Regions from separate parts of the Homo sapiens genome. Here region 2 is linked to region 1. A link is a contact called in ENCODE Hi-C or POLR2A ChIA-PET data. All regions are on one chromosome and are shown on one strand. The core of a region is the stretch at or near the end of the contact, and the rest is flanking DNA. Distances in the headings are between cores, read along the strand shown.

Region 1 (4,899 bases), core at 840-3,339:
CACACATTTCTAGAGCCCATCACAGACCTAAGACTTAAAAAGAATCTCTGTAGATGTGAATCTGTTTCTTAAAAAAAAAAAAAAGAAAGAAAAACCCCTCAGGTGATTCTGATGCACACTGGGATGCACTGGTCCACGGTCCTGCATTTATTTGATACCATTGCTATACAGCAGCTTGTCAATAATGTGAGGTTATGTGTGGTTGTGTATTGACATTAGACATTGGCAGTTAGGATAATGAGCAAAGGTTTTAAAAAATCTTTTATATCATTTTTCTGGTAACGTATTAATAAGGCAATCTTTGGTCTCTTTTCTCTGCATTAGGATAGCTTGACTTCCTCACCCCTTAACTTACAGGCTCAAGTGTAAAGTCTGTTCATGAATGGATAAAGAAAATGTGGTTCTTGGGCTGAGCGTGGTGGCTCACACCTGTAATCCCAGCACTTTGGGAGGCCGAGATGGGCGGATCACCTGAGGTCAGGAGTTTGAGACCAGCCTGGTCAACATGGTGAAACCCCGTCTCTACTAAAAATACAAAAATTAGCTGGGCTTGGTGGTGCATGCCTGTAATCCCAGCTACTTGGGAGGCTGAGGCACAAGAATCCCTTGAACCTGGGAGGTGGAGGTTGCAGTGAGCTGAGTTCACACCACTGTACTCCAGCCTAGGCAACAGAGGGAGACTGTCCAAAAAAAGAAAAAAGGAAAGAAAATGTGGTTCTTATACACAATAGAGCAATATTCAGCCATAAAAAAAGAATGAGATCCTGTCATTTGCAACAACATGGATGGAACTGGATGTCATTACGTTAAGTGAAATAAGCCAGGCCCAGAAAGACAAACTTTGCATGTTCTGTGGGATCTAAAAATCAAAACAATTGGATGGGTGCGGTGGCTCATGCCTGTAATCCCAGCACTTTGGGAGACCGAGGCAGGCGGATCACCTGAACTTAGCAGGTTGAGACCAGCCTGCCCAACATGGTGAAACCCCGTCTCTACTAAAAATACAAACATTAGCCATGCGTGGTGGCGGGTGCCTGTAATCCCAGCTACTCAGGAGGCTGAGGCAGGAGAACTGCTTGAACCTGGGAGGCGGAGGTTGTAGTGAGCCAAGATCGGGCCACTGCACTCCAGCCTGGGTGACAGAGGGAGACTCTGTCTCAAAAAAAAAAAAAAAAAAGATCTCGTGGACATAGAGAGTAGATAGACGGTTACCAGAGGCTGGGAAGGGCAGTAGGATGGGGGGTTGGGAGGTGGGGAGGGTTGATAGGTACGAAAGTATAGTTAGAATGAATAAGATGCAGTATTTGACAGCATGACAGGGTGACTATAGTCAACGATAATTTATTGTACACTTAAAAATAACTGAAAGAGTATAATTAGATTGTTTGTCACACGAAGAAAGAGTAGATGCTTGAGGGGGTGGATACCCCATTTACCCTGACGTGATTATTATGAGTTGTATGCTTATATCAAAACATCTCATACCCCATAAATATATACATCTGCTATGGACTCCCAAAAAATGTTTAAAAAGAGTAAAGTCTGTGCAGCCAATGTAAAGCTTGCCTCAACTGCAGGGCTCATTTTGAGAAAAGACAAAAGCTATTCGTGTTCTATGACGGTGGAGCTGGGAGCCGCGACCCGGTGCTGAGGCTCCCTCACGACGTGGGCACATTTGGATCCATCGAGGGTTGGCTGGTGCCCTCTAGTGGTTGAAGCGGTTCTGCCGCTTCTAAGGAGAGGCTGGCTGGGGAGGAAACTGGATTTGGCCGTTTCTTGGCGGGACACCTCGCCGCTCTGGCTGCAGTGTTTTAATGTATAAATAAATAGGAAGGTTGGATGACGGTATCGGTGAACAGGGAGTCAGTACGTCCGCCGGGCTACCCAGATCAGGCCTGGGTGGAGCCTAGGCTGGAGGTGGGGTGTGCCCTGCTGGGTCGCACAGGGCTGCCCCCTCCACTGGCGTGTGAGTGCTCTGAGCCTGGGGCCTTGGCTTGGTCATGGTACCCTCGCACCTGGCACAGTGCCTGGCATGGAGGGAGTGCTAATACATGTTTGTTGAAAGGTAGGTCGGGCTTGACTGCGTCTGCTCAGGAGGTGGCGGGGCAGGAGTGAGTCTTGTGAAGTGGAGCTCGGCACTGCAGCCCCTCACACACTTGGGAGCAGGTGGCGCGCTGTTCTCGAGGAGCAAACGCGCTGGATTCTGACGCCTGACCTGACGCTTGGTGTCGCCGGGATCCTTCAGCCCCCAGCATCTGCGGGCTGGCAGGTTCTGCCTGCAGGAGTAGAGCCGGGCTCCGTGGAGCAGGATCTCTCGGAAGTGCAGGCTGCAGGAGTTCTGCTCTCCTCTAAGGGCCTTTGTTCCTGGTCAGCCTTCCCCTGGTGAGAGTTGGCACAGTTAGTGGAAAGGGCACAGGCTGCCTCGAGCCCTGGGGGCTGGTGCTGACTTTCCACTGGTGCAGTCTGACCTTGAAAAGTCCCTTTCCTTGTGATTTCCTTTCATGCCAACAGAGAGGCTCTTCTGGGATGAGTGTGGTCACGGCGGGGCCTTTCTGCTTCACTCCATCCCTCCCGTGTCCTGCAGCTGACGGGACCCCCGGCACACCTGGAAGAAACCACAGGGAGGGAGACACACACAGGAGGAAAGAAAGGGGGAAAATGGGAAGAAAAGGGAGAGGCATGAAAGAGAGCAGACAAAGGAGGGAGGAAAAGGAAGAGAATGGAGAAGATAAACACATCATAAGCAGGTCTCAAGACTTCACACATCATCACCAAAGGCTGTTTTTACTTGGGGTGATGCTTAATTTTTTGTGTGAACCTGGCTGCACCATGGTACGCAGATGTTTGGTAGAACACCAGCACAGGTGTTGCTGCGAAGGTATTTTAAGATGAGATTAACATTTACATCAGTAGACTTTAAGTAGGTTATCCTCTGAATGTGGTGGGCCTTGTCCAATCAGTTGAGGGCTTGAAGAGAAAAAGACTGAGGTTCCCTGAGGAGGGGTATTCTGCCTCCACACTCACTTCCTTAGGACTCAAGCTGCAACAGCAGCCGTGCCCTAGGTCTCCGGCCTGCCCACCTACCCTGCAGATTTGGGGCTTGCCAAGCCTCCACAATCGTGTAAGTCCATCCCTGAAGACAAACCTCTGTCTGGCGTTGCATTCGCTACTGGATAGAGGGGTAAGCAGACCCACCTGTGAGGAGCATGCCGTCCAGTGGGAGTGAATCTGCCACCTCGGGGTCTTGCACTGGGTGAGAGGTTTGGTGATAGACCCGGCGGAGACACGGGGGAGCGATGACTGGGGAGCAGGTGTGGTCAGAAGTGACCTCGAGAGGGACGGTGCTGAAGGGAGTCTTGGCTGAGGAGGGGCACCTGCTCTAAGCACCACTTGCTTTTGCTGTAGGTACGTCAAGTGGAGGGAGCTGTGCAAAGAAGGGCCTGGCAGCGTGGAATAGCTGACGGGTGAGGCTTGTGAGGCCTGAGGAGTCTCCCCAACCCGTCTCCACTTGTGTCTGCACTGACTTCTCAGTTTTCTGTCACTTCTTCGGAGAAGCCTTTCTGGCCACTCTATTTGATCGAAGCCCCCTAAGATATGGTCCCATAGCATCAGGTACCTCTGTTGTCATACATAGTCACAGTTAACATTTATTTGAGGGATTACGTGATAAGTAATCTGTATCTGATGCCAGAATGGATTGGAAGAGCTTGCTACTGGTGACAGGTGAAAGAATTAGGAGGCTCTTGCCAAAACCCATGAGGGAAATGATGGAGGTGGAAATAATGGGGGCTGCTTTGATGCTGAAAAGGGAATGGACTAGACAGGTGTCGAGGACATGGGTCTGTCCCCATCGGAGGCACAGACCATTTCTTTCCTGCCTATTATGTCCCCCTCAGAACCTAGTGTGGTGGCTGGCAGAGAGCGAGGACCGAACAATGTTGGTTGAAAGGATGAAGGAAGGACTGATAGATGCCCTTCCTTGCACACACGGTGCTTTCTAAATCATGGTTTAGGGGCTACACAAGTGAATGGCTCCATTGCATCCCAGCATTGTGTCTCAGTGCGAGCCACGGCTGTTGGATCATTGCTGTCAGGGCTGAGGCATTGCGACACTTCCGTGTCCTGTGCTACATTCTAAAGGCTGCTCTGTGAAGGTCGGAGCCAGCCGGACGGTATGCACACAGAGAGGTGTCCTGTGGATGACAGGTTTGGGAGATTCCTTATTTCCCTTTCTGTTAAACAGAAAGCCTGGTTCCATTTTGGGACTGCAGGCTGAGAGTATGTCCTTCCTCAGACTTGCTCTGGGAGTGAATCCCGACACATATCTGGTTTGCAGTATGTGCCAGGAATGGGCTTAGGCACTTCACACACGTTATCTTACGTAATATTCATAATTCTTTGAAGAGGTACAATCTTAATTTTTTAGTGCAGGAAACTAAGACCATAAGGCTAATGACCTCCCCAGGGTCACTTGGCTGGTAAATCCTAGAGTGGGGAGGGGCATCCCGCAGGCTTGAAACCCCTCTCTTTATGCCAGTGGGTCTCAACCCAGGCTGCCCACTCCAGTCCCCTGGGGAGCTTTCCTCTAGGCCCGGGCCCGTGACATTAGACGCTCTGGGGTGGGGCCCAGAATGAGAGGCTGTCAGAGCTTCAGGTGTTTCCAGTGTGCAGCCAGGGTTGAAAAGCAGCACCCCACAGCCTCAGCCTCCACCTGTGTCTCCTAAATCCAGATTCCTGCCAGGCCATTCCACCTGGATGTCCCAAATTTGGGACATCCTAAACAGCACTCCCTCTCCAACAGCCTCGATTTAGAATTCCTTCACCAAAACACTCCAGACAGAAATGCTTGAGTTGTTCTTGACTTCCGCTCTGCTCTGACCACAATCCATAGACATTAAG
Region 2 (5,301 bases), core at 2,046-4,545, 200 kb before region 1:
CAGTGAGCCGAGATCGCACCACTGCACTCCAGCCTGGGCGACAGCGAGACTCCGTCTCAAAAAAAAAAAAAAAAAAAAAAAAAAGTGTGACTGGTTAAATTTAGGTGTCAATTTGACTGGATTGGGATTACCTGGAAAACTGACAAAGGATTATTTCTGGGTGTTTCCCAAGAAGATTGCCCCTGGGTCAGTGGATTGAGTAGGGAAGATCCACCCTTGATGTGGGCAACCGTCCAATCAGCTGTGGCCCAGAAAGAACAAAAAGGTGGTTTCCTCTGTGCCCTGAAGCTGGGATACACTCTTCTCCCATCCTTGGACATCAGAACTCCAGGCTCTGGCGTTGAGACTCCAGGTTACACTAGCAGCCTCCTGGGTTCTCAGGCCTACTGCCTCAGAGTTATGCCATCCTATTCCCTGGTTCTGAGGCCTTCAGAGTTGGACTGAGCCACACCACCAGCTTTCCAGGCTCTCCAGCCGGCGAAGGGTGTATCATCAGAGTTCTCAGCCTCCATAATCATGTAAGCCAATTCCTCTAATAAATTCCTGCTCATATATCTATCTATATCCTTTTGGTTCTGTCTTTCTGAACCAAGATTAGTACATCTTCCATTCTTTTTTTTTTTTTTTTTTTTTTGAGACAAGAGTTTCGCTCTTGTTACCCAGGCTGGAGTGCAATGGCGCAATCTCGGCTCACTGCAACCTCCGCCTCCCCGGTTCAAGAGATTCTCCTACCTCAGCCTCCCGAGTAGCTGGGATTACAGGCATGCATCAGCATGCCTGGCTAATTTTTTGTATTTTTAGTGAGATGGGGTTCATCGGGCTGGTCTCAACCCCCCGACCTCAGGATCTGTCCACCTTGGCCTCCCAAAGTGCTGGGATTACAGGAGTGAGCCACCATGCCCGGCATACATCTTCCATTCTGTCTGTCCTGCAGACCATCTTAATGTTGTTATGTGGACCAGAGGCGCACAAGTCATGGGCTGAATAATATTCCATTTTATGTATCTACTACATTCTGCTTCATCTGTCTGTTGATAAACAAACACTTGAGTTTTTTCCGCCTTTTGGCTATTCTGCTATGAACATGGGTGCATAAGTATCTGTTTGAGACCCTGCTTTCACTTCCTTTTAGTGTATGTCCAGAAGGGAAATTGCTGGGTCATATAATTCTATGTTCAAGTTTTTCAGAACATGCCATACTATTTTCCACAGTGGCTGAGTATGCTACATTCTCACAAGCAATGCATAAGGGTTTCGATCTTTCCACATTCTTGCCAATCCTTATTTTCTATTTTTTTGACTAAAGCCATCGGTATCTCATTGTGTTTTTGACTTGCATTTCCCTAATTAGTGGTGTTGAGTATCTTTTCATGTGTTTATTGGCCATTGGTATATTTTCTTTGGAGAAATATCTACTCAAGTCCTTTGTAAGATAAACTTTTGACCACAGTTTGTTTATTTATTTAGAGACAGGGGCTTGCTCTGTCGCCCAGGCTGGAGTACAATGGCGTGATCTCAGCTTACTGCAACATTTCCCTCCTGGGTTCAAGCGATTCTTCTGCGTCAGCCTCCTGAGTAGCTGGGATTACAGATGTGCACCACCACACCTGGCTAATTTTTGTATTTTTAGTAGAGACGGAGTTTCACCATGTTGGCCAGGCTGGTCTGGAACTCCTGACCTCAGGTGATCCGCCCACCTCAGCCTCTCAAAGTGCGGAATTACAAACGTGAGCCACCGCGCCGGGCCAACCACAGTTTAACAACTATCCCTGGAAAGTGGTGCCAACACAGTTTTATTAAGCACTTTAAAAGAAAGTGAAATTCTTGCTTTTTTTTTTTTTGAGACACAGTCTTACTCTGTTGCCTAGGTTGGAGTGCAGTGGCACGATCTCGGCTCGCTGCAACCTCCACCTCCGGAGTTCAAGCGATTCTCCTGTCTCAGCCTTCCGAGTAGCTGGGACTACAGGCTCACGTCACCACGCCCAGCTAATTTTTGTATTTTTAGTAGAGACAGTGTTTCACCATATTAGTCAGGCTGGTCTTGAACTCCTCTCAGGGGGCCCCACCCGCCTCGGCCTCCCGAAGTGCTGGGATTACAGGGGTGAGCCACTGCGCCCAGCCAATGCTGTCTTTTAGGCAACAAAAAGAGAATTGATTATACTTTTGGTAATTAAGACCAACAAGTACAAAATGCATTGTGAAGGACGAAAATAGACAATCCTTACTGGAACTCCCCGGGACAGGCAGGGTAAGACCCATATTTCCTACCCTTCTTTGCACTTAGATGTGAACAATATTTATTAACTACTGGATTGTATACCATTGCTGCTATAACAAATTACTACAAATTCAGTAGTTAAAACAACACAGGTGTATTGTCTTACAGTGCTTAAGGTATTAAGTCTAAAATCAAAATTTGCAGGCTCTAGTTCCTTCCTGAGGTTTCAGGAGAGAATCCGTTTCCTCCTTTTGCAGCTTCTACCTGCACTCCTTGGCTCATTGCCTCTGACATCACTCCAACCTCTAGCTTCTGTGCTCACAGCTCCCACTACTGACTTTGAACTTCTTGTCTCCATCTTATAAGGACCTTTGTGATTCCATGGGGTTCACTGGATAATCCTGGTTAATCTTCCCATTTTGATCCTTAATCACATCAGCTAAATCCTGTCTGCCACATAAGGTGACATATTCACGTGTTGTGGGGACTAGGAGGTGCACATTTTTGGGGTGCCATCATCCTACCATACCTGAGAGTTCAACGAGAAGTTATTGTATTCAATATATTCTGCAGAGATCATTTTTACCTTAGATTGTTTTAACTACCCACCTCGTTTACCACTCGGCAAAGGTCTTTCCATTCTGAAACCAGCCTCTGGTCCACAGAACTAACTAGTGGTATGAACTGAAATTTGCTGATAGAAAATATCACAAACACACAGCCGCCGTTCTTTTTTATTCTTGGTTTGGTAGAGAATTACAAGATAATCAAGGCAGCTTTCCCTATTAACGCACGAGAACAACGGGGCCTACCCGCGCCGCCCTAGGCAGCCGGGAGCAGCAGTAACGCCTCTAGGGCGCCATGGCAACCACGCGGGCTGGACCGCCTTCTTCCGCGGCTCTTCTAGTGTGCGCGTCCCTGGCCCGGCCTCCACTCCGCCCGCGTGGAGCCCCGGCCTGGCCGCCTGCCCGCCGCGCTCTGTGACGCCCGCCGCGAGGGCCGCACGAGGCCCGGCGTGCGCCCCCGCCTCTCCCGAAGCGCCGGGCCCCACGCCGCCCCTCCTTTCCCTTTCCGCTCTCTCCGCCTCCGGAAGCGCGGGCGCGCGGCGCCGGGAGCCCGTTCAGGGCCGCGGGAGTGCGCCAGCGCCGCGCGTGGGGCTGTGGTGGCCGCGGCTCTCAGGTGAGGGGCGCGCGAGCGGCTCCTGGCTCCCTGCTCGCGGGGCGCCCGCCACGCTCCTTTCCGTTCGCATCCGTCTCCCCGCTCCGGAGCCCAGGCGGCGGCGAGTACTCGGGGTGGGTTTAACGAAGCCTGCGCGGACGGTGGGAGACCGCGCCCCCACGACAGGGGCGCCCGCGGCGGCGGGTCGCGGCGCCGTTCCACCCCGGTCCCCTGTGAGAATGGCGGGTCCCGCCCTCTCGCGCGTTCCGGGTGGCTTTGAGGGTCAGGATCAGCCCTAAATTGAGATTGGGCCGCGACCACATGCCGGGCCCTGACGACTTCTTCCTACTTGTAGGGACTCGAACCTAACCCACGAGGCCCGAGGGGTTATCTGCCTTCCGGGGACGGTAGGGGATGTAGACAAGAGCCTAGCGTTCCTGGAAACAGGTGTTTAATTTGGGCCGGGATTTTCATGTACCCAATTGGGCATCTTGTTGGAGGCCTACTGTGCTGTTTAACTACAGAAATGTATTGTCACAGTAACAAGATGACAGTTTAAAAAGTGCCCGGTGCTTTTCTGTGTATTTTCCTGATGTTTGGTGAAAGCATTAGTCTTGTTATTGCTGGTCTGTAGGACCTGGCAAGTGGGGCGTGCCCAGTGACTCTCAGGCAGCTTTGATAAAAACTTACCTGTCTCTTTTTTTTATTTTTATTTTTTGAGACAGGGTCTCGCTCTGTGGCCCAGGGTGGAGTGCAGTGGCACGATCATGTCTCACTGCAGCCTCCCAACTCCTGGGCTCAAGCGATCCTCCTGTCTTGGCCTCCCAAAGTCCGGGGATTACAGGCGTGAGCCATGCCCCTCCTGGCAAAACTCTGTCTTGATTGAGCACCAAAGGGTTGTTATGGTCTGATGAACTATCCTTTAATTTTATCCTTTCCTAGTCTGTTGTAAAGAGAATCTTAACTACTTTATTAAGTCATTTTTCTTATTCTCTGGTAAATTGAATCACTTACCTCGTAGTAAATGTTATCAAAAGAATTGCTCAGTGGATGGGATTGTTGGGTAAATTTTCCTGTAAATTAAGTCACATGAGTGTCGAAATCTTTACAGTAACTCTGTTGGATATTATTAACTAAAATTTAAACCTGAAAAGTCTCACAGGCACCGGACTATGCACCAGGGCGCATGAACTGTGACCACTTAGGGAGGCAGCTGGCTTCCAGCTCTTGGGGACTGCATGACCTTATCATGGAAATGCAGATAAAGGCATAGTTGTGGTTTGTGCTTCCGGAGGGGTGGGGGAAGATGGCAGGAAACTATCAAGGAAACTGGGTTGAAACCCGGTGATTTTTTTTGTTTGTTTGTTTTTTGAGATAGGATCTCACTCTGTTGCCTAGGCTGGAGTGCAGTGGCCTGATCTCGGCTCACTGCAGCCTCAGCTCCCAGGTTCCAGCGATTCTCCCACCTCAGCCTCCGGAGTAGCTGGGACTACAGGCGAGAGCTACAACGCCCGGCTAATTTTTGTATTTTTTGTAGAGGTGGGGTTTGGCCATGTTGGCCAGGCTGGTCTCAAGCTCCTGGGCTCAAGTGGTCTGCCTGCCTGGGCCTCCCAAAGTTACAGGCATGAGACTGTAACATGAGCCACCGCACATGAGCCTCCATGCCCAGCCACACACATACAAGGCGATTTTTCTACCCTCGTGGGTAGCAAAGAGCATGGCTCAATCTTAAATCTCCTAACTCCAAACTCCTTTGTGGGATAAACATTCTTTGAATGACTAAATTCATCAGGTTCTCCTTTGGGTACTGGGGTTATAAAGATGAGGAAGTGACGAGGAGCTCCCAGTCTGGCAAGGAGACAAGTGTAGGGGATGGGGGGAAAAACAAAAATCCTTTTTCCTTTAGCTGGGTCTGCAGCTGGGGC

The links. A loop is a pair of places that touch in the nucleus more often than their neighbours do. ChIA-PET counts read pairs that join two places held with the same protein, here RNA polymerase II (POLR2A). Pooled maps may share reads with other maps.
Region 2: a pooled map shows a loop between it and region 1 (2.8-fold over the local background). The contact joins the promoter of CFAP97 here to the enhancer-like site in region 1. A Hi-C loop is called at or near these places in 3 of 50 pooled maps. POLR2A ChIA-PET finds 5 or more read pairs at or near these places in 3 of 52 experiments (H1, HepG2 and activated CD4-positive, alpha-beta T cell).

The regions. Positions count from the first base shown.
Region 1 is chr4:185,002,206-185,007,104 of GRCh38, reverse strand. LINC02437 (long intergenic non-protein coding RNA 2437) reads right to left here. Exons shown (of 2, transcript XR_001741949.1): 2 at 1,326-2,605. Among named protein-coding and RNA genes, the nearest start is that of HELT, 14 kb to the left of the region's middle. RefSeq lists an enhancer at 1,937-1,996. Within about 2 kb of position 2,089, at least 6 of the 41 ENCODE cell types and tissues checked have a DNase peak (open chromatin) inside an H3K27ac peak, as active enhancers do.
Region 2 is chr4:185,201,994-185,207,294 of GRCh38, reverse strand. It overlaps CFAP97 (cilia and flagella associated protein 97), which reads left to right and starts at 3,295. Exons shown (of 5, transcript NM_020827.3): 1 at 3,295-3,397. It also overlaps a transcript of SNX25 not described here. RefSeq lists enhancers at 2,143-2,232, 2,343-2,452 and silencers at 3,212-3,383, 2,993-3,762.